4 separate regions of the Homo sapiens genome follow, and regions 1, 3 and 4 are each linked to region 2. A link is a contact called in ENCODE Hi-C or POLR2A ChIA-PET data. All regions are on one chromosome and are shown on one strand. The core of a region is the stretch at or near the end of the contact, and the rest is flanking DNA. Distances in the headings are between cores, read along the strand shown.

Region 1 (7,201 bases), core at 2,435-4,934, 1.0 Mb after region 2:
AGTGCAATGATGCAATCTTGGCTCACTGCAACCTCCGCCTCCCAGGTTCAAGCAATTCTCCTGTCTCAGCCTCCCGAGTAGCTGGGATTACAGGCATGCGCCACCATGCCCAGCTAATTGGGTATTTTTAGTAGAGACGGGGGTTTCTCCATGTTGGTCAGGCTGATCTCGAACCCCTGACCTCAGGTGATCCGCCTGCCTCGGCCTCCCAAAGTGCTGGGATTACAGGCGTGGGCCACCGAGCCCGGCCTATAAGTGATTTTTTTTTTCAGTATTTTCTAAATGCTCTTAAGTGAGTATTGCAGAAATTTTCTCCCTTTTCCCCCACCCATCCCTTTATTTTTTATTTAAAAGAAGAAAAATGCCCAGAGTGTTAATCTTCAGGGCAACATGGAGGAGAGTGGCTAAAGAGACTGTTGCCCTGTAGTGCAGTCAGGTTTTGTAGGACAACTGATGCTTCCCCTGCTGCCCTCCACAACTCTCACAAGTGGATGGACTGAATAGGGAAGGTGGTAAAGAAGAAGTGAAAGTAGCTGGAACTACTCAGGGCCTGAGGCAAGGTGAAAAAGAGTAAGAAGCCCGAAAAGGGGCTGGGTGCAGTGGCTCATGCCTGTAATCCCAGCACTTTGGGAGGCCGAGGTGGGGCGGATCATGAGGTCAGGAGTTAGAGCCCAGCCTGACTAGCATGGTGAAACCCCGTCTCTACTAAAAATACAAAAATTAGCTGGGCATGGTGGTGGGCAGCTGTAATCCCAGCTACTCAGGAGGCTGAGGAAGGGGAATAGCTTGAACCCAGGAGGCAGAGGTTGCAGTGAGCCGAGATCACACCACTGCACTCCAGCCTGGGTGACAGAGCGAGAATCCGTCTAAAAAAAAAAAAAAAAACCAAAAAAGCCCAAAAAGAGATCAGACAGCTGTTTATAGAGGCCGGTTAGAACTTTACTCAGCAAGAGGCAGGGCGCGGTGGCTCACGCCTGTAATCCCAACACTTTGGGAGGCCGAGGCGGGTGGATCACGAGGTCAGGAGATGGAGACCATCCTGGCTAATGTGGTGAAACCCCGTCTCTACTAAAAATACAAAAAAAATTAGCTGGGCATGGTGGTGGGCGCCTGTAGTCCCAGCTATTCGGGAGGCTGAGGCAGGAGACTGGCGTGAATCTGGGAGGCGGAGCTTGCAGTGAGCCGAGATGGCGCCACTGCACTCCAGCCTGGGCGACAGAGCGAGACTCTGTCTCAAAAAAAAAAAAAAAAAGAACTTTACTCAGCAAGGAAACCCTCCCTAAACCTGTTTCTGCCCCTACTTCCCACTCCAGCAAAGGGCACCATTATTTGCCAAGTGGCTCAAGTCTGAAGTCAAGGGGCTATCCTGGACTCTGACATACCTACCCATCCACCTCCATTCACCAGATCCTACTGATGTTATCTTCCAACTCCCTCAAAACCTATTTGCTTCTTCCATCTCATTCTCTCTAACGTGGATTAAGCTGCAACTGCCTCTCCACAACTGCCCTCTGCACCCTGTTCCACCCATCTCCTGCAGAGCTGTCAATTCAAATTGACTCTGATATGCAAATCTGATTTCGAGTAAAACCCTTCAGTGCTCCCCTGTGGCCTGCAGCCCTGGTACTCTCAACCCTGGCTACACATTACAGTCACTTGGGGAGCTTTAAAACTGATCCCAACACGAAGTCCCCATATCTTAAGAGACTCAGACCAAATGTTTTTAGTTCTTTTTTTTTTTTTTTTTGAGATGGAGTTTTGCTCTTGTTGCCCAGGATGGAGTGCAATGGCACGATCTCAGCCCACCGCAACCTCCACCTCCCGGGTCCAAGCGATTCTCCTGCCTCAGCCTGCCGAGTAGCTGGGATTACAGGCACGTGCCACCATGCTCGGCTAATTTTGTATTTTCAGTAGAGACAGGATTTCTCCATATTGGTCAGGCTGGTCTCGAACTCCTTACCTCAGGTGATCTGCCCACCTTAGCCTCCTAAAGTGTATTACAGGCATGAGCCACTGCGCCCAGCATTTTTTTTTTTTTAAGACAGAGTCTTGCTCTGTCACCCAGGCTAGAGTGCAGTGGCACGATCTCAGCTCACTGCAACCTCCGCATCCCAGGTTCAAGCGATTCTTGTGCCTCAGCCTCTTGAGTAGCTGGGATTACAGGCGCCCGCCACTGCGCCCGGCTAATTTTTGTATTTTTAGTAGAGATGGGGTTTCACCATCTTGGCCAGGCTGGCCTCGAACCCCTGACCTCGTGATCCACCTGCCTCAGCCTCCCAAAGTGCTGGGATTACAGGAGTGAGCCACCACGCCCAGCCCATGTCATTCTTTTTCTTTTTTGAGACAAGGTCTTGCTGCCACTTAGGCTGCAGTGCAGTGGTGTGATCACAGCTCACTGCAGCCTCAACCTCCCACCTACCTCCCAAGTAGCTGGGACTACAGGTGCATGCCACCATGCCCACCTTATTTTTTTATTTTTTGTAGAGATGGGGTTTCACTATGTTGCTCAGGCTGGTCTCGAACTCCTGGGCTCAAGCAATCTGCCTGCCTCAGCCTCTCAAAGTGCTGGGATTACAGGCATGAGCCACAGTGCCTAGCCTGTCATTCATCATTCTTTTTTTTTTTTTTTTTTTTTTTGAGATGGAGTCTCGCTTTGTCACCCAGGCTGGATAGCAGTGGTGCAATCTCAGCTCACAGTAACCTCTGCCTCCTGGGTTCAAGCGATTCTCCTGCCTTAGCCTCCCGAGTAGCTGGGATTATAGGCACACACCACCACGCCCAGCTAATTTTTGTATTTTTAGTAGAGACATCGTTTCACCATGTTGGCCAGGCTGGTCTCGAACTCCTGAACTCAAGTGATCTGCCCACCTCGGCCTCCCAAAGTGCTGAGATTACAGGTGTAAGCCACCGTGCCTGGCCCTGTCATTCATTCTTTCAGCAAAAATTTACTAAGCATCTACTATGTGCCACGTGCCTTGCTTGCACTGATGTGCCTGGTACATAGGCACAGTATGAACAGTAACATTTAGGCCCCTCATAAAGCCTACAGCCTGTTAGGGTCAATGAGGCTCTTAGTGTTTTTTGGGTTTTTTTTTTTTTTTTTTTTTTTTTGAGATAGAGTCTCTTGCCCAGGCTGGAGTGCAGTGGCACAATCTCGGCTCACTGCAACTTCCACCTCCCAGGTTCAAGCGATTCTCCTGTCTCAGCCTCCCGAGTAGCTGGAATTACAGATGTGTGCCACCATGCCTGGCTAATTTTTTTTCTATTTTTAGGAGAGATGGGGTTTCACCATGTTGGCCAGGCTGGTCTCGAACTCCTGACCTCAGGTGATCCACCTGCCTTGGCCTCCCAAAGTGCTGGGATTACAGGCATGAGCCACCATTCCTGGGCTGAGGCTCTTAGTGTTTTTTTTGTTTGTTTGCTTTTTTTTTTTTTTTTTTTTTTTTTTTGTGGCTCTTAGTGTTTTAAGCCTTACTTCTGGCCCCTCTCACCTCTTACTCTTTGTTCTAGTCATCATGACAGAGTTGGGATTTCCCAAACTTGCCCCATTGCAGCCTCAGGGTCTATAAATATGCCAACCCAAAATTCCAGCCCTCAGCCTCCTGGCCTCATTAAGACTCAGTTTGAGAATCACTTCCTCTGAGCAGCCTGTACCTAACCCCACCCCAGATCTGCCCCAGATTATCGTGCACCCATCACTGGAGGAGTCTCTCGTGTGGTCGTCACTGTCCATTTCTTTGTGTGATGTCCTCACTAGACTGTGAGCTCCTTGCAAGCAGGGACTGTGACTAAACCATCTCTGTATCCCTGCTGGGGGCACTAACTAGCTGGTGAACCCATAAGTACGTGGACTTGAACGGCCCAGTGGAGGGTCTGTATGAGAGGTATCCGCATAGGGCAATACACGGTGTGAGAGAAGAACTGCAGCTTCAGAAGGGCTAGGAGGCCAGGTTCTCAGCAGGAGTTTCCAGAGCACATAGCCTGTAACCACCAGGAAACAGGCAGAGATACAGAGCCTCGAAGCTGAGAAAGACAGTGCCTTACTTCTCCTTGAAGAGGGGCCTTGTGTGGTGAAAGTAACACATCTGTGTTCTAATTTGACTCCTCACCGGCTATGTGACTTTGGGTTAGACGGACCTCTAATATTTGCATGGCTGATGGCAAAAGTGTATACAGAGGCCCACATACCATTTATCTAAATATTTAAAAGTTAAAAACTAACAAACCATTAAATACAGTTTTTACTCTATCCTATCCTATTCTGTTCTCTTACTTCGATGAATATACCTTCATAATGACCTGGGGCTAGGTTTAAATTTAACATTCTCAGATTCCTAAGAGTTCTTGGGGATGTGGTGGCACAAGGAGAACTAGCCCCTAACCTACATGCTGTTCTTCCCACCTGCATTAGGCAGAATAATGTCCCCTCCCCACCCCAGGTGTCCACACCCTGATCCCAGGAACCTGTGAATATGTTATCTTACATGGCAAGGGGGAATTAAAATTGCTAATCAGGCCAAGCATGGTGGCTCACACCTGTAATCCCAGCACTTTGGGAGGCCGAGGCAGGAGGATCACTTGAACTCAGAGGTTTGAGACCAGCCTGGGCAACATTGCAAGACCTCATTTCAATTTATATTACAAATTTATTTATTTTAATACAATAAAAATTGCTAATCAGCTGACCTCAAGATAGGGAGATTATCCTGGATTATTGAGGTAGCCCAAAATAATCACAAGGGTGCTTCTAAGTGAAAGCGAGAAGCATGAGTCAGAGTCAGAGAAGATGTGATGACAGAGGCAAAGGCTGGAGTGATGGGATTGCTGGCTTTGAAGGTGGCCACCAGCCAAGGAACACAGGTGGCCTCTAGAAGCTGGAAAAGGCAAGCAAACAGATTCTCCCTGGAGCCTCAGGAAGGACACAGCCATGGCTATACCTTGATTATAGCCCAGTGAGACCCATTTTGGACCTCTGGCCTCCATAAATGTCAGATAGTAAGTTTGCGGTAATTTTTTTACAGCAGAAATAGGAAATGAATACACTGCCTTAGTCTCTGTCCTGCACCACAGGGCCTCACGTTCAGCCCAGGGGTCACACCAGCTCCTAAGTGCAAAGTCACACTCACAGACAGATGCCCCTTGGCCACCCCTTGGGCCTAGGGGTACACACACCAGTGTTCTGGGGAGGAGGGACCCAGGGAAGAGGCTCTGGAAAACAGCAGGGAAATCTGGGGTTGTGACATGTGTAGCATGGTCTAGAAAGGGGTATGGGCTTAGGGTTGGCACAGCTCCTAGGCTGCACGGCCTCCTCACCTGCTCACTTGGGGTAAATGGCTTCACCTCCCTGAGCCTCATCTGTAAAATCAACCATGTGGATCATTATTGAGCACATCATCTGAGCCAAGTGTCCTACTTAGTATCAGAGATTTGAGAATGCCTCATCCTTGTCCTCAAGGAACTCATCTCCTAGTAATTCTGACCTCACAGGGCTTCTACCCAAGAAGGGAATGGTAGGTAAAGCAGCTGACACATAGAAACCCCTCAATAAACTTTATTTTCCATTCCTTTCTACTTAACCAAATCAAGGGGCTTACCAATTAAAAATAAAAATCCCTTGCCCAAACTCTTTGATGGATTCCATCTGCTCCTAGGAGGGGCCTAAAATCCTTTGCAAGCCCAACCTCCACCCCACTCTGTGTTCCACATACAAACCTTGTAATTCCTCAACTCCACCAAAGGGGCGCTCCTGCTTCTGGCCTTCGCCTTGCTGTTCCTGCTGCCTGGAATGTCTTGTCTTCCACAAACACCCACCCCTTCTCACCAAGCTTTCTCTTTCAGGGCTTAGTTGAAATGCCATTCTCCTGGTGAAGCCCTTCTCGGTTTCAGAACCCCACTAACCTGAGCAGGTTTACCTGCCATCTTCTCTCCCAACACCAGATAGGACTCTCTGTAGCACTGACCATGATGGCTATTATATGACTACTATTTGTATTACCTTTTGTTGGTTAAATATAAAATGAATTTATTTTCATAATTTTAAATTTCATGTTCTTCAAGACAAAGTCTCAAATGTATTATTTTTGTGTTGTGGTAAAATAAATACATATATCTAACATTTAGCTATGCCATTCAGTCAGTGGCATTCTGTAGATCCACACTGCAACCATCACCAGTATCCATCTTATCCATCTCCAGGACTTTTTCCATCCCATGCTCAAACTATGCACCCAATAAACAATAACTCCCTATTTTTCCCTCCCCCAGCCCCTGGCAACCATAGTTCTATTTTTATCTCTGTGACTGTGACTACTCTAGGTACCTCACACAAGTGGAATCATAGAATATTTGTCCTGTTCTGATTGGCCTATTTCACTTAGTATAGTGTTTTCGAGGTTCACCCAAATGGTAGCACGTATCAGGATTTCATTCCTTTTTTTTTAAGGCTGAGTAATATTTCATTGTATGGACAGACCACGTTTTGTTCATCTATTCATTTGCTGATGGATATTTGGGTTGTTTCCACTTTTGGCTATTACGAATAGGGGTGCTATGAACATCAGTGTACACATATTGGTTCCTGGGCTTTCCATTCTTTTGGGAATATGCCCAGAAGTGGAATTGCTGGATCAAATGGTAACTCTATACTTAATATGTATTACTTTTTGTCCACTTTTTATTGGTTTATGCTCCCTCCCCACTTCCTCCACTGTAGTCTAGCACCATGAGGGTAGAAGCCACGTCTGTCTTCCTCTGTGTTTCATTGTGTGGTACCCTCACTAGACTGTGAGCTCCCTGCAGGCACAGATTGTGACTAAACCATCTCTATATCCCTGGTGGGGGCACTAAATAGTTGGTGAACCCATAAGTAAGTGAACTAGAGCAAAGCGCCTAAAATAAAGGCGATACATCGATGGGTCCAGCATGGGCTTGGCCCTTCAATCAACATTTGTTAAATTAATGAAACAATGGCAATTTAGCTGACTTGGGTGAAGGCTGGAAGCCTGAAGCAGATGTCACAGAAGAAAAGTGACAACAATTCCTGACGGGGATTTTCACTCCCAGAGGTCCCAAAGAGACTGACTGGCCATAGATCTGCCTGGTTTTCTCCCTTTCTTTTTCTTTCTATGACTGGCCATAGATCTGCCTGGTTTTCTCCCTTTCTTTTTCTTTCTTTCTTTTTTTTTTTTTTTTCCGAGATGGA
Region 2 (6,792 bases), core at 3,816-6,315:
CACCTGTAGTCCCAGCCACTCGGGAGGCTGAGGGGTAACAAGAGCGAAACTCCGTCTTAAAAAAAAAAAAAAAAAGAAAGAAAGAAAGAAAGAAAGAAACCCAGATTACAAGGGACCTTATGCCCTTGCTAAAAGGTCTCAAATATACCGTATCTGTTGGTGGTTCCCAGCTGGAAATATATACACCTACCAGGCTCCTGAGTGGGGTAGAGAGCATCTCCACTGTTGAGGATGATTGCCATTATAAGCCTTTGTTGTTTTCCTCCCGAGACAGGGTCTTGTTCTGTCACCCAGATTGGAGTGCAGGTACATGATCATAAGCTCACTGCAGCCTCGAACTCCTGGGCTCAAACAATCCTCCCACCCGCAGCCTCTAGGGCTAGGGCTGCAGGCGTGGGCCACCAGGCCCAGCTTAGTTACTTACTTATTTATTTAGAGATAGGGTCTCACCCAAGCTGGAGTGCAGTGGCACGATCACGGCTCACAGCCAACCTCTGCCTCCCAGGCTAAAGGAATCCTCCCACCTCAGCTGGGACCACAGGCATGTATCACCACACCCAGCTAATTTTTTATATTTTTTGTAGAGATGGGGTTTTGCTACGTTGCCCAGGCTGGTCTCGAACTCCTAGGCTCAAGAGATCCGCCTGCCTCAGCCTCCCAAAGTACTGGGATTACAGGCGTGAGCCACTGTGCCTGGCAATTTTTTTAATAGTTTTTGTAGAGACAGGGTCTCGCCATGTTGCCCAGGCTGGTCTAGAACTCCTGCGCTCAAAAGATTCATCCTCCTTGGCCTCCTACAGTGCTAGGATTACAGGCGTGAGCCACCACAGCCCAGCTGCCTTTTTTACTTTTGAGAGGGCATCCTATCTATCCTCCAGATGTTGAGGGTAAAACAAAACAAAAACAAACCAAAAAAACCATCCTGCTGTTATATAGATGACAGGGAGTTAATGGGCTCACAGGCAGACAACTCCAAAAACTACTCACAAGGAAGGAAATGCAGCTGTGAGTTCAGTCATACTATTTGAGAAGGTGCTCATCTCTCTCTCTTAAATGTGAAGCTCAGTGCTAGCTAGACAGGTAGGCTCAAAGCCCCATTACATCTCTTGGCCTTTCCCCTAGCGCCACCACCAAATTTCTAATTTCCATACATGCTATGTGCTTCAACTGTAAATAGTTTTCTTTTACAAACTCAGATACCTCTTGGCAGGTTAACACTGTTCAACATACCACTCTGGACAACCACAGCCTCTGCACCCTCTCTACTTTCTTTTTTTTTTTTTTAATTTTTATTTTTTGAGATGGAGTCTTGCTCTGTCACCCAGGCTGGGGTGCAGTGGCACTATCTCGGCTCACTGCAACCACCGCCTCCCAGGTTCAAGCAATTCTCCTGCCTCAGTCTCCCGAGTAGCTGGGATTACAGCCATGCACCACTATGCGTGGCTAATTTTTGTATTTTTAGTAGAAATGCGGTTTCGCCATGTTGCCCAGGCTGGTCTCAACATCAAGTGATCCACCCCCCTCCGCCTCCCAAAAGGCTGGGATTACAGGAGTGTGCCACCACACCTGGTCCACTGCTTTCAAAATAACTATATTTACAAGGGTATTTCCCCCATTTGCATTTCCCACACGTAGGTTTTGAGAAGAGATCAAGAATGCCCTTTACCACATTTTACCTGTCCTTTTTTCCCCTTTCAAACAAACTGGTCTAGGGGCCAAGCACAGAGGCTCAAGCCTGTAATCCCAGCACTTTGGGAGGCCAAGGCAGGCAGATCACTTAAGGTCAGGAGTTTGAGACCAGCCTGGCCAACATGGTAAAACCCAGTCTCTTCTAAAATACAAAAATCAGCCAGGCGTAGTGGTGCATGCGCTCCTCGGAAGGCAAAGGCAGAAGAATCACTTCAACCTGGGAGGCAGAGGGTGCAGTGAGCCGAGATCGCGCCACTGCACTCCAGCAGCCAGGGTGACAGAGCGAGACACCATCTCATTAAAAAAAAAAAAAAAAAAAAAAACAAAAAACCTGATCTGTATCAGTGCAAAGTTTGCCTATGTTGAATCACTGGGTAGCAGAAAACATTTCTTATTTCACAAATGAGACAAACAAGGCTTAAAGAGTGAAAACAAACTGCCTAGGGTCACCCAACCAAGGAGTAAAGAACTGTGACTTGAACCCTGATTCTCTGCCACCAAGCCCAATGAGAAAGGCTTACAACTAGTGGTAGGAAGGATGATTTTCAGTGGTTCTCAACACAAATATGAAAAACAGAAAGGGGATGCAAGTGACTCAAGTTTGGAAAACTGCACACGCCCCTCTGCTATTCTAACTGAAAGATGAAATTAATAGTAAGCAGGGCATTAATCACTGATCTCTTCCTAATTCAGATACTTAATTTTTCTTGTCTTCTTTGATTAGCTCCTCCAATAGAATAATAGAATACTGAATAGAGCCATAACTGATAATAGCTTTATCTTTTTTTTTTTTTTTTTGAGACGAAGTCTCACTCTGTCGCCCAGGCTGGAGTGCAGTGACTTGATCTTGGCTCACTCCAACCTTTGCCTCCCCGGTTCAAGCGATTCTCATGCCTCAGCCTCCCGAATAGCTGGGCCCACCACCATGCCTGGCTAATTTTTCTATTTTTAGTAGAGACAGGGTTTCACCATGTTGGCCAGGCTGGTCTCGAACTCCTGGCCTCAAGTGATCTCCCCATCTCGGCATCCCAAAATGCTACAGGTGTGAGTCACCTCACCCGGCCCGATAGTAGCTTATTCTAAGTTTAATACTGTTCTAAAGTTTCACCGTTAAGTATCATGTTTTACAGATTATTCATGGATGCACTTTTTTTGAGTTTATGGAAATTCCTTCCTATTCCTCACTCAGTAAAAATTTTTTTTAACTCATCTCTGGCCCACTTGTTTCCCTTCTCCATGCTGTTTTCCACCCACCACCCTTCCTTTCTTTCTTTTTTTTTTTTTTTTTTGAGATGGAGTCTTACTCTGTTGCCCAGGCTGGAGTACAGTGGCGCAATCTCCGCACACCACAACCTCTGCCTCCCGGGTTCAAGCAATTCTCCTGCCTCAGCCTCCCGAGTAGCTGGGACTACAGGCACGCGCCACCACGCCCAGCTAATTTTTGTATTTTTAGTAGAGATGGGGTTTCACCATGTTGGCCAGGATGGTCTCGATCTCCTGACCTCGTGATCTGCCCACCTCAGCCTCCCAAAGTGCTGGGATTACAGGCGTGAGCCACCGCGCCCGGCCTCCTTCCTTTCTTGTATTTCAGGTTCCTTCCTACATTCTACGCATCTCAAAGTACTATATCTGCCACTCAAAGTAACCGAAACGCTTTGATATTTTGGGGGTTCTATACCTGTCTGCTGTTTCAGTTCCCTGGACCAAAAAAAAAAAAAAAAAAAAAATCGAAAATTGACAATTGAAAGAAAATCCTAAGGCAAACACTGTTCCAGTCATTACTGAAGACTGCAGAGGTAAATGCAGATTATTTCTTCTCTCCATCTCTTTTGTTTGAGACAGGGTCTTGCTCTGTCGCCCAGGCTGGAATGCAGTGGTGCGACGTGGCTCACTGCAGCCTCGACCTCCCGGGCTCAAGCAGTTCTCCCACCGCAGCCTCCAGAGTAGTACAGGCGCGTAACATCGCTCCCAGCTAATTTTTGAATTTTTTTGTAGAGACAGGGTTTCGCCATCTTGTTCAGGCTGGACTCAAGTAATCCTCCCACCTCGGCCTCCGAAAGTGCTGCGATTACAGGCATGAGCCACCGCGCCCAGCCCTTCTCTATCTCTTAAACACATCCTGAAATGTCCTTTCTTTAAAGTAAAAACTCGGGGAAAAAAAAGAACCCAATAGTTCTAGATGACCATTTACTTTCCGGTATGTTGCCTAGCTCTGAATGAGCCTGGCTTTTTAAGTGGCTGGAAGAAGCTCAAAGTGTTTTTTTTAAGTTTTGAGGGAAGGAGCTGGATCCAGATGTTTATAACTTCGACTCTCTCCTTTGCTAAAATAAAAAGTATTAAAGAGAAAAGCAAAGGAAGAGGGGTAGTATGTGTAAGCAAATAAATTCCACACATGAAAGCTGAAGACACAAGGGAAAACCAACCCTTTAAAGCCCAAGCAAGTTAAGAATTCTCTCCCTCAATTTCTTTCAAAACAAAAGGGCACACACAATCCTTCCCGAAGCAGCAACGCCGGGGGGAGAAGCCAAAATGTTGCATCATACAGAACACTCCGCGCTTGAGAAACGAGAAAGCCAGTAAATGCCCAAGACAGAAAAACACAAGTTGGGAATCTCGGTCTTTTCCGAAGGTCCAAGAGCACCTGCTCTTTGGTAAATTTGTTTAAGATTGCATCGAAAATTAAAGTTTCCGTTTCAGACCAGTGGGGAGCAAATGCTTTTTCAAAAACGCGTTCAAAGAAGTTCGTTTGAAAGCTCATCGGGCGGCGGGCCGCAGTTCGGGCTCCGGGCGGCGGACCGGAGCGCTGGGGAGCGGGTGGGGCCGGGCCCCGGCGCCCGGGCGGGGGGTGGTGACAGGACCCGCGCGCGCCCGGCGCTGGGGCCCCGGGGCAGGCAAGTCCCGCCCGTGGGCTCTTCCCGACCCACCCGGGCGCGGGACGCTGGTCTGGCGTCCGCCGATGCCTACGCGCTGGAGACGGTGGCCGCCGCCCGGGTCCCCAACCCGGACCCCTCGACGGGCCCTCGGAGGCGGGAAGGCGCGGGCGGCCCCCAGACAATGGGCCGGGGGCGCGGGTGCCCGCAGCGGGACGGGTGCTGGCGCCGAGCGGGGGCGCCTCAGGAGAGCCCCGGGACGCCGCTCCCCGCAGCCGGGAGGGAGCCGGGGGATCTGCCGGGCGGGACCGCGAGGCGAGCGCTCACCTTGACGAAGAGCTCGATGAGGGGCTCTTTGTCCTCCTCCTTCAGCCCATTCAGCGGCATCGACAACGCCATGGCCGGCTCGGCTGCGCTCCGCGAACGGCGAGGGCTGCTGCTGCTGCTGCTGCTTCTGCTCCGGGACTGCTCCGGCTGCCGGTTCCCGCCGTGCTGCTCGCTGGACTGTCCGGCGTCGAGCTGGCCACGGCTTCAGCTCCTCAGCACCGCCCCACGCCCCCCGCGCCACTCTGAGCCAGCCGCAGCCCGAGCCGCTTCAAACGGCTGGGAGGGGCGCCGGGGGCGGGGCCTCGGGCTGTAGGCAGGGCCAAGGCGCGGCGCCTCGGGACTCTCCGGGGAAAATAAGGCGGCAGGAGCACGGGGGCGTGGCCTCGAGCGGGGAAGGCGGAGGGACCGCTCCGGAGCCGAAGAAAGGACCTCTGCGGCGCCCCACAGCTGGTAGGGGGCGTGGCCTTGGTGGGCGGTACAAAGCTCAGGCTCTGGCGGGCGGGACCCGGGTACGCCTCTCTAGGGGACTGGTGCGGGGGGGAAAGGAGGGGAGGAATTCCCCAGGGGCCCGAGCCTGACACTGCCTCCCGCCGCAGCGCCTGCGCGTCCTCCGCAGCTGCTGCTGTTGCTGTGCCAGGTGACCTCATGCCTCGGCCGCCCTGGGGAAGCTAGGAGGCGCCTCCTACCCACTCCCCCGCTGCAGCACCCCAGGACTCATCGCCCTTTCCCGCAGCGGCTACCTCCCCAAGTCCCTCTATTACGCGGAGTTGCCTTTTCCAAGACAACTTACTGGAAAGTTTTCATCGCCTGGGGAACACCTTTTTCTTCTGCCTCTGACTTCGTTTTTCCCTTTGACGCTCCTGATCGTTTCGATCTTGGCAGCCAGCATATTCACAAATATATATATATATATATATATTTTTTTTTTTTTTTTTTTTGAGACGGAGTCTGGCTCTATCGCCTAGGCTGGAGTGCAGTGGCGCGATCTCGGCTCACTGCAAACTCTGCCCCGGGTTCACGCCATTCTCCTGCCTCAGCCTCCCAAGTAGCTGGGACTACAGGCACCCGCCACCGCGCCCGGCTAATTTTTGTATTTTTAGTAGAGACGGGGTTTCACCGTGTTAGTCAGGATGGTCTCGATCTCCTGACCTCGTGATCCGCCCGCCTCGGCCTCCCAAAGTGCTGGGATTACAGGCGTGAGCCACCGCGCCGGGCGCATATTCACAAATATTTATGAAACCTTACTGTGTTTCAGGCTCTGAGCTAGCCCTTGGAGAGTAACAACTCCCAAAGCTCAAGATCTTGAACTGCAATCTCAGTGCCTGCAGGCCACTAAGGACTTCCAAGTCGTTGTCCATCTTGTTCCCCACTGCCCACACCCATTTCTTCCCCCCGGCTCACCTGTCAAATTTGAGTGTGCATCAGAATCACCTAGGTGCTACACGCAGCCCCGCTTTTTGTGTTTCCCAGATCCTCTGGGAAAAAGAGAAATCCACATCTTAGCAAGCACCAGGACAATTCTGAAGTAGGTGGTCCGCAAACCAGTTAAACTGCCCTGGGATTTAAGCCCCCGAGGGCAAGAGCTGTGCTTGCCTTGAGATTGTAGGCACCTGGTCCTAGTTTGCTGCTGTTGAGTGCCTGGGGCAAGTTTCACCTCCTCTGGAAACAATTACTTGTGCCCTTTTCTGACTTTCCATAATACTTGACTCACAGCTACTCCTCCCAACTTCCCAGGTTGGGATAAATAGTGAGTTCCAGGAGGCCCAGACATGGGAGGTTTGTCTCCATATCCTCGGTGCCTAGCACATACCAGAATGTTTGAACAAATTGTACGTAGGCATGAAAATACAGTGAAACTTGCAATTTCTTCCTCTGCCAGCCCAAAGTAAGTTGCTCAAATTTTCTC
Region 3 (7,092 bases), core at 3,087-5,586, 1.2 Mb after region 2:
AGCAAAATGCCCGTCACCAATAAAACACTTAATAAATGTCAGTGCCTGTCCTCTTTCCCCCAATTCATAAGTTAGATAAAACTTCAGGACAGAAGTACAAGAGAGATCATAAGGCAGGACAGGCTAAAGGCCAAGTCAAGAGCATGAGATATGTGTGTTTAGAGAACAGCGAGGATGTGGCCAGATGGGTCTGCGAATGCTTCCTGGAGGAAGTGGGCTTTGCATCAGAACTTGGAGGATACACAAGGAGAGGAGGGAGGACTCCATGCAGCAATGATGGCATAAACAAAAACTGGGGCAAGGAAATTAGATAAGAAACATGTTTGATCCAGACACTGACCCTTTCTGTAAGATTCTGGATTTTTGGAGGGCAAATGAAGCAACAGTGAAAGTTCAAGATTTTCTAAATCTAAAACAAAATCAAGGGTAAGTACAGATGAAAATGTACTTAACCGTATCACAAGCATTTGCATTTCTTTCAATTTTGCTCCAACTTTGGTATCACTTTTTATGCAGGGCATTTCCCATAGGGAATAGTTCCATGTGTTTCTACTATGTATATTTAGATTGTCTGCTTTTCCTGTTCAATGTGGCTCCTGAAGGCAGGGGCTGTATTTTATCGCCAGTACATTGCTGGTGCTTGGCATATAGTGAGCACTCAGTAAGCATTTCATCGAATGAATTACTTTTATATTTCTATTTTACATAAAAGCATGAAATTTTGAATTTGTGCTAAAATTCTTAATCCTGGCCTAGGGCAAGTATAATATTGATATGTATAAGGAAAGCCAGGCAGGATTGTTTAGCTGGAGACAGCTTCTAGAATGACCAGCCCAGGATCCAGTAGGACTTGCTGGAGCCACACAGAGGCCTTGCTAAACTAAAATTATGAATTCGCAGGCTGTGCTACGAACCCATTAGGCTATGTTGCTTTAAACTCGGGTCAGCCAACCAAAAGGTGGATGCAAAAGACTTTCTTTAAACAAGCCAGCAGCTTGAGGCTTGAAATAGAACAGAAAGGGAATTCACAGGACTCAACCTTGTCTTCTGTCTGGAGCTCTTGAGACCCAAGGATACTGGCCAGGCGAACCACACTGCGATAAGAAACAGCAGCTGAAAGTTTGTTTTTGGAGCCACCAGATCCAGTGGGTGGACTGTGTCTTGAAATAGAAGCATCTCAAAGGCCTGTGAATCATTTCTTAGTGCCGGCCTGCAAGGTTTCATATCCTGTTCTCAGAGCTACCTTGGGTGCTGTATGTATATGTATGTGTGTGTATTGTTTTCAGGGTTGTTTGCCTAGGATTTGGTTTTGAAACTTTTACTTTCTTTTAATAGCTTTTTTTTTTTTTTTTTAAGCTGGAAGAATTTTTCAAATGGTTTTTGCGAGAAAGTTCAAACCCTGGAATGACTAAGTCGCTGGAAGAATTTGGACTTTGTGAGGGGAATTTGCACTTGGTATGAATCACCCAGTCACTGATTCCTGCAGTGAGAAGACCTTTCGGAAAGCTTCTGGGTCAGCCCCCTCGTACACATGGGGAAACCGAGGCTCAAGGAGGGGAAGGACTTCAGCCAAGGTCCCACAGCATGTCTGTGGAAATGACAGGACTGGAATCAGGTCTAGCTCCTGGAACAGCTTTGGATTTGCAAGAAGCTCTCAAGCACCCAGTCTCCATAGGTGGGCACATTTTCCAAACAGTAGAGGAACAGAAAGAACAAGAGGGTTCTGAGGAGTTAGAACTCACCATAGAGTTATGGAAGGAATGGGGAAGGGATTGCCGGAAGGTATTTTATATGAAATAGCTCATTTAATCCTCCCCAGGATCCTATTAGGCAGTGGTTCTAAACTAGGGTTGATTTTGCCCCCAGAGGACATTTGGCAAGATCAGGGGACATTTTAGGTTTGTCACAGCTTGAGTGGGAGTTGCTACTGGCATCTCTTGGCAGTGAATACCCTATGTGGTAGAGGCCAGGGATACCGCTAAACATCCTGCAATGCACAGGACAGCCTCACAACAAAGAATTATCCAGCCCAAAATGTCAATAGTGTTGGGTCTGAGAAGCCCTGCTATGCAGAGGGCGCTTGTATATACATATCAATTTAACAGCCAAGAAAGCCGAGGCTCAGAAAGTGTAGCCACTCGCTAGCCACGTGGTCTTGGGCAAATTAGCCTCTCTGTGTCTCAGTTTCCTTATCTGTAAAATGGAGGCAACAGTACCTCTGTTACCTAAATAAACATTTGTAAAGCACTTAGAATGGTGCCTGGCACATAGTGTTACATGAATGTTTGCTAAAAATATATAAACAAGCTTACCCAGGAAACACGGAAAGTAAAAGAATTGTAATGAAAGCCCAGGTGAAAAAAATCTAAAGAGACTTAAGGACATGGGGGCTGGAATATGAGAGACCTCCTGGGGGTGTACAGCCCTGTGAGCAGGTAAGGCTGTCCACCGTGTGACATCCTATGTTCCCTGCCACCCCCCACCACCAGTAGCCATGAGGTTTTCCTTCTCAGACACTGCTACCTTAAATGCACTTCATCTTTTTAGGTTAAAATGATATGCACTTCAACATGAATCTCCTTGGCAAGTATCTGACACAGTAAGCCACTATCAGTCACTAAGAATAATTCAGGATAAATTAGTTTTTCAGTTGCCTCCCAACAAATAGGCCGAATGCAGGTTATACTGAGAGTGGAAGGTAAACAGAGGCTGACAGCTTAGTGTTCAGAGGCAGGCTTAGGACAGTGCTGGCAGGTGCACAGTTGTCCTCAGCAATCCTAGACCATCAGTCATTCCCCTACCAGCCAGCACCACCTAGAACAGGCCTCAAGTCTGGGCCCTGCCTAGCTTTGCACCCCCTTTCAGAACCTGCTCCTGACCCTCCCCCACCTTCAGCTCTCCTGGTCTTTTTACTCAGTCTGGGGCCTATTCCCTACTTTCCCACTTTGACCTCTAATCCTGTCCTCAGTCAGAGCCCAGATTCCTCCACCAGCTGCTGAGACCTGCCAACTTGCTAAGTGATTGCCCTACTCAATGCTGAAGGCCTGACATATCAGCCCGGCTCTCTCAGCAAGCCCCAGGGCTGTGAAGGAAACTGGGCAGAGGGTGTCACAAGAGTGGAGGGAGAAAAAACCAAAGCAAGGGTCACCCATATCTCTACTCTGCCCAGAACCCGCCTGCTACGCCTATTCATTAGAACATTCATGGCCATTTACCGAGCTCTTTAAGCTATGAGTCTTGCACACTTACAACAGCTCTCACAGCTGTGCCCCACTCCCCCATCCCTGGAGACCTACAAGGGCCCATATTAACTGTATTACTTCTCTATTGCTGCTATAACAAAATGACTACAAACTTAGTCACTTAAAACAACTTAAGTTTATGCTCTCAAACCAACCTGATCTCACTGGGCTAAAATCAGGGTGTTTGCAGGGACTTCCCTTTCGGAGAATCTGGAAGATAATTGATTTCCTTGCCTTTTCCAGCTTCTGGAGGCTGCCAACATTCCTTGGGTTGTGACCCCTTCCTTCATTTTCAAAGCCAGCAACATGGCATCTCTCTGACCCTGTTTTCGTGGTTGCCTCTCTTTCTCTGACTCTTTTCTGCTGCCCTCTCCCACTTTTAAGGACCCTTCTGATTCCATTGGACCCACCTAGATAATCCTGCATAGCAACCTTCATTCCATCTGCAAACTTAATTCCCACTTGCCGTGTAACAGTACATTCACAAATTATAGGGATTAGGACACAGACATCTTTGGAGGTGACTATGATCCTGCCTACCATGTTAACCAACCCAGAGTGGCGGGGACCATACAACCCAGAGAGCTTGTGCTCCTTCTCAAGGGAGCAACTGCTGCTCAGCTCCAGCTGTCATCATCATGCATCAGTATGGGTTCAGTGTGGCTGAGTCTGCCAATATTTCAAGTGAAATCAGAAAATTGGACTTTCAGGTGAAGATTTCCAATTCTGACATCACTGTGCAGACCAAAAAAGAACAAAAAATCTCATAGGCTAGATATAGCCTGAAGCCACCCAGGTGTGACCTCTGGGTCCACCTCTACCACATCAGCTGTGTGAGATGATGAGATTTCTCTGGCATTTACAGGCTCTGCAGGTTCTGGGGGATGGAGAACCAGTCAGGCCTAGAGGCCAGAGAGAATGTGGTCAGGAGCATAGCGGGTACTGAAGGGGGTGCCTCAGGGGAAAGTTCAGAGGGAGAAGGGACTGACCATCTCCCTAAGGGACTAACCATCACCTGCAGGAAGCAGCAGTGCCTCAAAGGGTACAGGAAATCAGGCTGAGGCCGACCTGAAGAAATCAACCAGAGTAAGGTGGGCTTTATGGCTTGTGACCTCAGAACAAATCAAGCACACTCTTTCTACTTTCAAAAAGTATCAGTTCTTCCCCTCCCCACAAAACTAGCAACATTGGCTGACTGTGAGAAGAGGATGGCAGGGGCCGGGGTGAGAAGGAGGCCTTTCACTTTATGCCTCTCGAGCTTTTTGAGTTTTTAACCAGGTGAAAGTATTACCTACTTAAAACATTAAATTCAAAAGCTTTTATTCATTTAAAAATATTTTAAAATACAATCGATTACATTAGAGGTAAAAACACAAAAGTAGTTGTCATGGTGATGCTACTGCACTTCCATGAAGATGGTATGTGTGGTCATATAACAGGATGGTTTAGAAATGGTGAAATCTTCATACATTTGGCTAATTACTCCGGACCCATCGCCTGTCATTCAAACTGATGGCTGCTTTTCCTTATCCTTACATGCCAGCACTTGAATAAACCAGGTTGGTGTCTTTTGGAGTTCTTTTCCATTCTGACTGGCACAAAGCTAAGGCTCTGGAGTCAGTCGGCTTGCCTCTTCCATGCTGTGTGACCTTGAACAACATGCTTAGCCTCTCTGAGCCTGTTTCCTCATCTGTATAATGGCTTCATAGGCTTTTTATGAAGATAAATGAGTTAATGTGTATAAAGCACTTGAAACAGCACAAAATCAGTGCCCATAAATGTTGACACTTATTATTAACTATTTTCATTATTCTTTTAATCTTGTTTATTTTTGAGTGGGGGGATTATTAAAACCATAACTTAAGACATGTAACAAAACATAAGTAACGTAGGTGAACTAAAATGAAGCGAATTTAACCTCTGGTCCCCCAAATCCTTACAAGCGCCCTCTTAACAGGAGTATCATTGTCTATTTCATAGATAGAAAAACTGAAGCTTGGGGAAAGTGAGTGAGTTGCTCTAGGACACTGAGTTTGGAAATAGAAAAGATAGGAGCTTGAACCGCGTTTTCAAGACTCCAGATCCCATGGCTTTCAACTCGAGGCTGTCCTACAGTATGATTATAAAGTAACAGGTGCTCCTTCCTTATTTGGTCCAAAAGAAAAAAAAATTGCAGGGCTCAGAGGGGAACTTGGCTTTTTGATTTGTTCAGTTTGGGGTCAGCCCTTCCTTGCTCCTGGCCCCAGATTCAGTAGATTCCAGGGTGGGGGGGTCAGGTCAGCAGGTCTCTGGCTTATATTCTGGCCTCAGCTTTGGAGCCAAGTTATTCTCTCCCCTGGGAGGGAGTCAGGGTTGGGGAGGGGGTGTCAGAGCCTGGAGACTGCTGTGGATGTCCCTGGCCCAGCTGTGGCCTGAGCTTTCTCACCAGGAGGCTTTCCCAGCATCCCCACTCTTCCCCAGGCCTTCTGCCATCTCTCCCAATTCTCACCATCCAAGAAGTAGTTGTTGCAGCTTGAAAACATGGCTGCTAGCAAACTTGTGGGTTAAATGCCCCAGGAAGATGGAGCGCACTGCCCAAGCAATTTCCAGGAAGCAGGACAGCCCAGAGGTCAGGAACACTTTGCAGTTTTGAAATTTGGCTCTTTTGCTTCTAGCTCTTCGGTCTTAGGCGGGTGGCTTCACCTTTCTGATGCTTCCGCAACTGTGAAATGGGATGATAATAGTATCTGTCACAAAAGTTGTTTGGAAGCCTGGGCAGCATAGAGAGACCCTGTCTCTACAAATAAGTACAAAAAAATTGGGCCGGGCGCAGTGGTCTATAATCCTATAATCACAGCACTTTGGGAGGACCAGGCAGGCAGATCACGAGGTCAGGAAATCGAGACCATCCTAGCTAACATGGTGAAACCCCGTCTCTACTAAAAATACAAAAAAATTAGCTGGGTATGGTGGTGGGCGCCTGTAATCCCAGCTATTCAGGAGGCTGAGGCAGGAGAATGGTGTGAACCCAGGAGGCGGAGCTTGCAGTGAGCCGAGATTGCACCACTGCACTCCAGCCTGGGCGACAGAGTGAGACTTCATCTCAAAAAAAAAAAAAAAAATTTGCCAGCTGTGGTGGCATGTACCTGTGGTTCCAGCTACTCGGGAGGCTGAGGCAGGAGGATTGCCTAAGCATGAAGGTTGAGGCTGCAGTGAGCCATGATCAGGCCACTGCACTCCAGCCTGGGCAACAGAGCAAGACCCTGTCTCCAAAAAAAAAAAAAAAAAAGTTGTTGGGAGAATTTTTAAAAAGAGATTTATTGGTGTTTAATTTACATACTAGAAAATTCACCAATATTTATGTATATAATTCAATGATTTTTAGCACATTTACAGAGTCGTGCAACCATCACATCAATTCCAGAATACTTTCATCACCCCCACATAAAACCCTGTATCCATTAGCAGTCACTCCCCTTCTGTCCCCCAGTCCCAGGCAACCATTAATCTACTTTCTGTCTCTATAAATTTTTAGAAATTTATAGAAATTTCTTTTAGAAATTTCACATAAATGGAACTGCACAGTATGTGGTCCTTTGTGTCTTGCTCCTTTCATGTAAGCATATTTTTTGAGGTCCATCTATTTATTGTGTAGATTAGTAGTTCATTCCTTTTTTATAGCTGAATAATATTCCATTGTATGAATACACCACATTTTGTTGATCCATTCATCAGCTGATGGCCATTTGAGTCATTTCCACTTTTTTGCTATCATGAACAATGCTGCTGTGAACATCCCTGTATGAGTTTCTGGGTAGACTTGTTTTCATTTCTCTTGGGTAGAGATCTAGGAGAAGAACTGCTAGGTCAT
Region 4 (7,199 bases), core at 316-2,815, 1.1 Mb after region 2:
GCAGGAGTGGAATCCAAAGACTTGCCATATTTCACTGTCCTAAAGCAACTACACATGTACAACTCATTTTATCTTCCACAATTATAAAGTATTACCCTCTTTATGCAAAGAAAAAAGCAGAGGTCCAGAGAGCCCAGAGTCAGACCAGCAAATGGTGAAGCCATCACTCAAACCCAGGCAATCTGTATACAACTTTTGAGATAGGGTCAACCAGGCTGGAGTGCAGTGGCACTAATATAGGCCACTGAAGCCTCATGCTCCCGTACAGCCCTGTTCTTAATGCAGCCTATATAACCCTAACTGCTAATCAGATCTAATGATCTTTACTTCGTTCCTGACATTTCCACTCTATCTCATATCCTAGTTACTTAGGAAAATCTTTACTTGGGCTAGTCTTAGCTTAAGATCTGCTCAAATAAAATCTAGTGTTCCAATCCCACACGCCATCTTGAATAAAAAAAAAAAAAAAAGACACCTCTTGGCCGGCTCATGAATTTAATGCTTTAAGTGATGCCGACTGTCACTTTCTAAACAGACTCGACAGCAGGTAAATCAAGAAACAACCAAGCGACCCAAGCAGGCAAACCCTGTATGTCCTTGTGACTACTCACCTTTGGAAAACACAGGGGTCTGCCCTGTGAGCTGCTCCAACACCTTGGCTGCTCGCGTCAGTCTGTCTCCACTCTCCCCAACACAGATGTTGAGACAGAGTTTGCGGATGCGAAGTTCCCGCATGGGGTTCTCCTTTTCACCTTGATCCTGCTGCAACAGGGAAGAGCAGCAGTCAATACACTCACAGCTGAGGGCCCTGAGTTTTACTACTTTCTATCTGCACAGCATTTTTATTTCTGCTCATCCCAAATCGTAACGAAGACCCTGAATGTTTAAAAGGTATAATGTTTAGGGGACATCAAGGGAAGAAGACAGCTCGGAACCTATCCTTCCTCCACGAACGGAACGGGTGAAGAGAAAACTCAGGACAGTTATTGAGTGTTAAAAGATACGGACACTGAGATCGAACCCTAAGAGGCTCAGGGTAACAAAGAGCGCCCCCATTGTAAGGCCAACTAAGGGGAGTGAGCGAAGAAACAGAACTTAATTGCTCAGTTAACAGGAAACACGTGGTTATGCGACGTCCAGCATCCTATTCGGAAGCTGTCTAAAGGCTGGCACCTTCCCTAAGCGGAGCAACCGACTAAGGTTTCCTAGCACCGAGCAAGTCTCAAGTCCCCGGGACCAGGAAAAGGCCCGGACCCCCCTGCCTCAGAACCCTCCATTCACCCCATCTGCCCCCGCTGCAGCCTCCTGACCGTGCTTCTGAGCACTCCGGGCAAGTGCCCGGAGCCGCTCCTAAAACGATGGCAGGGAAAGTGACAGAATTCAACCCTGCGTCCTTGGCTCGAACGGCTCTGCTAGTTTTGGGCCAGCAGGCATTGCGGGCTCCATATTCCTCGGGCTGCGGGCGAAGTAGCCCCCGCAGGCTCGGCCTGCCATGGATGGCGACGGATAAAGGAAAGCAAATCCAGGTCCCAGCTACTCACCGCCATGATGGAGAGCAGGAAGAGAAAGCGGAGCTTCCGGCCGAGGGCCTTATGGGCCAGGAGGCGGGCTCTTTTCCCAGGCTAACCACAGAGATGAAGACGAGGAAGAGAGGCGCATTTGGCAAAGCCCTGCAGCGTCGGCTTCTCCCTTGTGGGTAGTGCTAGCCACTGCAGGCGACGCTGGCTGAAGACCGGGATCTGGGTTTTCCAAAAATAGTTTTTGAAAGCTCCCGAATCAGCACGTCCTTGAGTTTCCGGACCTTGAGGACGTTCTCTCCTCCCAGTGTCACGAGCTGGTGGTCCTTGTGTGATGAGAACGCCAAAACTACATTAAATCAATCATGCAAATTATGACGCAAATTTATTCTGTAACAACGTAAACAAATATAATTTATTTATTTATTTATTTTTTGAGACGGAGCCTCGCTGTGTCACCCAGGTTGAAGTGCAGTGGCGCGATATCGGCTCACTGCAACCTCCGCCTCCCGGGTTCAAGCGATTCTCCTGCCTCAGCCTCCCAAGTAGCTGGGATTACAGGCACGCACCACCATACCGGTCTAATTTGTTTGTATTTTTAGTAGAGATGGGGTTTCACCATGTTGGTCGGGCTGGTATGGAACTCCTGACCTCAAATGATCCACCCGCCTTGGCCTCCCAAAGTGCTGGGATTACAGGCGTGAGCCACCACTCCGGGCACAAATAGAATTTATACAAACGGAAAGGAGTGGTGGTTTAAGAGTCCCGAGCTTGAAGACAGGCAGATGTGGTCCTGTCTCGACCAGCTAGTAGCTATGTGACCTTGGGCAAGTTACTACAGGGTGCGTATTCCTAACCTGAAAAGCCTGGGACCAGACGGTTTTTAGATTTGGGATTTTTCCGGATTATGGAATATTCGCATAAACATAATGAGATATCTTGGGGATGGAACCCAAGTCTGAATATGAAATTAATTTATGTTCCATATACACCTTATACACATAGTCTGAAGGTAATTTTATACAATATTTTAAGTAAGTTTGTGCATGAAACAAAGTTTGTGTACATTGAACCATCAGAAAGCAAAGGTGTCACTATCTCAGCCACCCTTGTGGACAATCTCTGGTTGGTTGGCCTAACCATTTTTCCAGACTGTAAATGTATATGCTATTGATAAGCAATACTTTCTTACGCTTATTCACATATAAGTACTTAACAGCGGCCGGGCGCGGTGGCTCACGCCTGTAATCCCAGCACTTTGGGAGACCGAGACGGGCGGATCGCGAGGTCAGGAAATCGAGACCATCCTGGCTAACACGGTGAAACTCCGTCTCTACTAAAAATACAAAAAAAAAAAAAAAAAAAAATTAGCCGGGCGTGGTGGCGGGCGCCTGTAGTCCCAGCTACTCTGGAGGCTGAGGCAGGAGAATGGCGTGAACCTGGGAGGCGGAGCTTTCAGTGAGCCGAGGTCGCGCCACTGCACTCCAGCCTGGGTGACAGAGCGAGACTCCGTCTCAAAAATAAAAAATAAGTTCTTAACAGCAAAATATATGCTATGTCATTAATACAGTGAAAAAGTAATGTGTTCAGGGCAACTAAGCAGCAGAGGAGCATCACCAGAAAACCTGGATCAGCTGTGAAACAACAGCGACCCACCCCCCCTCCCCCCACCACCACACCCGACCCCGGCCCCGCCAACCAGGCCAGGTGCTGTGGCTCACACTTGTAATCCCAGCGCTTTGGGAGGCTAAGGCGGGTGGATCACTTAAGGTCAGGAGTTCGAGACCAGCCTGGCCAACGGGGTGAAACCCCGTCTCTACTAAAAATACAAAAATTAACCGGGCCTGGTGGTGCATGCCTGTAATCCGAGCTACTCGGAAGGCTGAGGCAGGAGAATCGCTTGAACCGAGGAGAAGAAGCTTGCAGTGAGCCAAGATCACACCACTGCACTCCAGCCTGGGTGATAGAGCAAGACCCTGTCTCAAAACAAACAAACGAACAAACAAAAAACAGCGACCACAAGTGGCAGGCTTTCAGTCTCCACCTATGATGCAGTGTTTTGATTAAAAGATTACTGTACAATGTATTTTTTTTTTTAATTTTTATTGATCATTCTTGGATGTTTCTCGCAGAGGGGGATTTGGCAGGGTCATAGGACAATAGTGGAGGGAAGGTCGGCAGATAAACAAGTGAACAAAGGTCTCTGGTTTTCCTAGGCAGAGGACCCTGCGGCCTTCCGCAGTGTTTGTGTCCCTGGGTACTTGAGATTAGGGAGTGGTGATGATTCTTAACGAGCATGCTGCCTTCAAGCATCTGTTTAGCAAAGCACGTCTTGCACCGCCCTTAATCCATTTAACCCTGAGTGGACACAGCACATGTTTCAGAGAGCACAGGGTTGGGGGTAAGGTCACCGATCAACAGGATCCCAAGGCAGAAGAATTTATCTTAGTACAGAACAAAATGAAAAGTCTCCCATGTCTACGTCTTTCTACGCAGACACGGCAACCATCCGATTTCTCAATCTTCTCCCCACCTTTCCCCCCTTTCTATTCCACAAAACCGCCATTGTCATCCCGGCCCGTTCTCAATGAGCTGTTGGGTACACCTCCCAGACGGGGTGGTGGCCGGGCAGAGGGGCTCCTCACTTCCCAGTAGGGGCGGCCGGGCAGAGGCGCCCCTCACCTCCCGGACGGGGGGCTGACCCCCCCACCTCCCTCCCGGACGGGGCGGCTGGCTGGGCGGGGGGCTGACCCCCCCACCTCCCTCCCGGACGGGGCGGCTGCCGGGCGGAGACGCTCCTCACTTCCCAGACGGGGTGGCTGCCGGGCAGAGGGGCTCCTCACTTCTCAGACGGGGCGGCTGCCGGGCGGAGGGGCTCCTCACTTCGCAGACGGGGCGGATGCTGGGCGGAGGGTCTCCTCACTTCTCAGACGGGGCGGCTGGGCAGAGACGCTCCTCACCTCCCAGACGGGGTCGCGGCCGGGCAGAGGCGCTCCTCACATCCCAGACGGGGCGGCGGGGCAGAGGCGCTCCCCACATCTCAGACGATGGGCGGCCGGGCAGAGACGCTCCTCACCTCCCAGGTGGGATGGCGGCCGGGAAGAGGCGCTCCTCACTTCCCAGATGGGATGGCGGCCGGGCAGAGACGCTCCTCACTCTCCAGACTGGGCAGCCAGGCAGAGGGGCTCCCCACGTCCCAGACGATGGGCGGCCAGGCAGAGACACTCCCCACCTCCCAGACGGGGTGGCGGCCGGGCAGAGGCTGCAATCTCGGCACTCTGGGAGGCCAAGGCAGGCGGCTGGGAGATGGAGGCTGTAGCGAGCCGAGATCACGCCACTGCACTCCAGCCTGGGCACCACCGAGCACCGAGTGAACCAGACTCCGTCTGCAATCCCGGCACCCCGGGAGGCCGAGGCCGGCGGATCACTCGCGGCCAGGAGCTGGAGACCAGCCCGGCCAACACAGCGAAACCCCGTCTCCACCAAAAAAGCATGAAAACCAGTCAGGCGTGGCGGCGCGCGCCCGCAACCGCAGGCACTCGGCAGGCCGAGGCAGGAGAATCAGGCAGGGAGGCTGCAGTGAGCCGAGATGGCAGCAGTACAGTCCAGCCTCGGCTCGGCATCAGAGGGAGACCGTGGAAAGAGAGGGAGAGGGAGACCGAGAGGGAGAGGGGAGAGGGGAGAAGGGAGAGGAGAGAGGGGACTACACTGTATTTTTTTTAAGGTGAGAAGAAACATCAGAAGCAGTTGAGGGAGCAGGAAGTGGGTCCCCTAGGGACAAGGAGGCATTCTCCTGGATGGCTTTTTAAAATGTTTCCTCCAGAGTCATCTGCCTTTTTTTTTTTTTTTCTATTTTTTTTTGTTTGTTTTTTGTTTTTTGTTTTGTTTTGTGGCAGGGTCTTGCTCTGTTGCCCAGGCTGGAGTGCAGTGGTGTGATCTTGGCTCACTGCAGCCATGACTTCCCGGGCTCACATGATCCTCCCACCTCAGCCTCCCACGTAGCTGGGACCACAGGTGCACACTACCATGCCCAGCTAATTTTTTAAATTTTTTGTAGAGATGGGGTCTTGCCATGTTGCCCAGGCTGGTCTCCAACTCCTGGACTCAAGCGATCCTCCCACCTTTGCCTTCCAAAGTGCTGGGATTACAGGCATGAACTGCCACACCAGGCTTCATCTGCTTCATTACCAATGGTTTTTGTCTTAGACATGATTTTGTTATGAATGCATTCTGCTCTTGCCCCTCAATAAGCTCATCATGCATTTTCTCTTTTTTTTTTCTTTTCTTTTTTTTTTTTTTGAGACAGAATCTCACTCTGTTGCCCAGGCTGGAGTGCAGTGGCTCCATCTCGGCTCACTGCAACCTCCACCTCCTGGGTTCAAGCAATTCTCCTGCCTCCGCCTCCGGAGTAGCTGGGATTACAGGCGTCCACCACCATGCCCGGCTAATTTTTGTGTTTTTTTTTAGTAGAGACAGGGTTTCACCATGTTGGCCAGGCTGGTCTCAAACTCCTGACCTCAAGTGATCCACCCGCCTCAGTCTCCCAAAGTGCTGGGATTACAGGCATGAGCCACTGCACCTGGCCTACAAATCTTTAAAAATGTAACATCATGTCTCGTCTTAAATTTCTGCAACCAGCCAGGTGCAGTGGCTCATACCTGTAATCCCAACAGTTTGGGAGGCCAAAGTGGGAGGGTTTCTTGAGCCTAGGAGTTTACGACCAGCCTGGGCAACATGGCAAGACCCTGTCTCTGCAAAAAATTTATTAGCCTGGCATGATGGTGTATGTGTGTGTGTTCCCAGCTACTTGGGAGGCTGAGGTGGGAGGACTGCTTGAGCCTAGGAGGCTGAGTCTGCAGTGAGCCATATTTATGTCACTGCACTCCAGCCTGGGTAATAGAGTGAGACCTGTCCCCACACCCCAAAAAATCTGCAATCAGCCTGTTGAATATTCAGTTTCCTTAAATTTTCTGTTCATCGTGATAGATCTTGCTTGTTTCACCTTCAGTATACCATTAAGCGGCACATGTTGGATGGATCCATCAGTGCAATGCTGATGGATCTACTCTTCTTTTTTGTTGAGACAGAGTCTTGCTCTGTCATCCAGGCTGGAGTGCAGTGGCATGATCTCAAGTCACTGCAACCTCCATCTCCGGGGTTCAAGAAATTCTCCTGCCTCAGCCTCCTGTGTAGCTGGGATTACAGGCACCTGCCACCACGCCCAGCTAATTTTTGTAGTTTTAGTAGAGATGGGGTTTCACCATGTTGGCCAGCTGGTCTTGAACACCTGACCTCAAGTGATCCACCCACCTCAGCCTCCCAAAGTTCTGGGACTACAGGTGTGAGCCATCGTGCCCAGCCAGATGGATCTACTCTTTCAATACACAATGAAGATCTTCATTTTTTTTGCTTTATGCATTGTTTTTCTCTTTTTCATTAACTTCTGTTCATCATTTTCAGCATATAGAACTTCATCAGTTTATCCTTCTGTTTTTTTCTTTCTTTTTTTTTTTTTTTGAGATGGATTCTTGCTCTTGTTGTCCAGGCTGGAGTGCAGAGGCGCGATCTCGGCTCACTGCAACCTCTGCCTCCCAGGTTTCAATTCTCTTGCCTCAGCAATTCCCTTGCCTCAGCCTCCTGAGTAGCTGGGATTACAGGCGCCTGCCACCGCACACGGCTAAT

What was found. A loop is a pair of places that touch in the nucleus more often than their neighbours do. ChIA-PET counts read pairs that join two places held with the same protein, here RNA polymerase II (POLR2A). Pooled maps may share reads with other maps.
Region 1: a pooled map shows a loop between it and region 2 (6-fold over the local background). The contact joins the enhancer-like site here to the promoter of CLIC4 in region 2. A Hi-C loop is called at or near these places in 5 of 37 single-sample maps with no recorded cell type and 4 of 50 pooled maps. POLR2A ChIA-PET finds 5 or more read pairs at or near these places in 2 of 52 experiments (activated CD4-positive, alpha-beta T cell and activated T-cell).
Region 3: a loop to region 2 is called in a pooled map, with 3 times the contacts of the local background. The contact joins the enhancer-like site here to the promoter of CLIC4 in region 2. A Hi-C loop is called at or near these places in 2 of 50 pooled maps. POLR2A ChIA-PET finds 5 or more read pairs at or near these places in 3 of 52 experiments (H1, OCI-LY7 and WTC11).
Region 4: a pooled map shows a loop between it and region 2 (4-fold over the local background). The contact joins the promoter of RPL11 here to the promoter of CLIC4 in region 2. A Hi-C loop is called at or near these places in 1 of 168 maps with a recorded cell type or tissue (posterior vena cava) and 1 of 50 pooled maps. POLR2A ChIA-PET finds 5 or more read pairs at or near these places in 1 of 52 experiments (activated B cell).

The regions. Positions count from the first base shown.
Region 1 is chr1:23,717,219-23,724,419 of GRCh38, reverse strand. No RefSeq gene overlaps it. Among named protein-coding and RNA genes, the nearest start is that of ELOA, 23 kb to the left of the region's middle. RefSeq lists an enhancer at 366-425. Within about 2 kb of position 3,684, at least 5 of the 41 ENCODE cell types and tissues checked have a DNase peak (open chromatin) inside an H3K27ac peak, as active enhancers do.
Region 2 is chr1:24,743,720-24,750,511 of GRCh38, reverse strand. It overlaps CLIC4 (chloride intracellular channel 4), which reads right to left and starts at 5,065. Exons shown (of 6, transcript NM_013943.3): 1 at 4,887-5,065. The coding sequence starts at 4,958. RefSeq lists silencers at 953-1,032, 4,494-4,653, 4,754-5,463 and enhancers at 4,545-5,150, 5,151-5,756.
Region 3 is chr1:23,571,598-23,578,689 of GRCh38, reverse strand. It overlaps LOC124903876 (a long non-coding RNA gene), which reads right to left. Exons shown (of 3, transcript XR_007065537.1): 3 at 4,990-5,943. It overlaps LOC107984928 (a long non-coding RNA gene), which reads left to right and starts at 983. Exons shown (of 2, transcript XR_007065540.1): 1 at 983-1,263; 2 at 1,357-2,254. RefSeq lists an enhancer at 3,844-3,933. Within about 2 kb of position 4,336, at least 5 of the 41 ENCODE cell types and tissues checked have a DNase peak (open chromatin) inside an H3K27ac peak, as active enhancers do; they include OCI-LY7, where a contact is called at or near this core.
Region 4 is chr1:23,686,172-23,693,370 of GRCh38, reverse strand. RPL11 (ribosomal protein L11) reads right to left here and starts at 1,565. Exons shown (of 6, transcript NM_000975.5): 1 at 1,542-1,565; 2 at 612-762. The coding sequence starts at 1,547. RefSeq lists an enhancer at 1,284-1,603.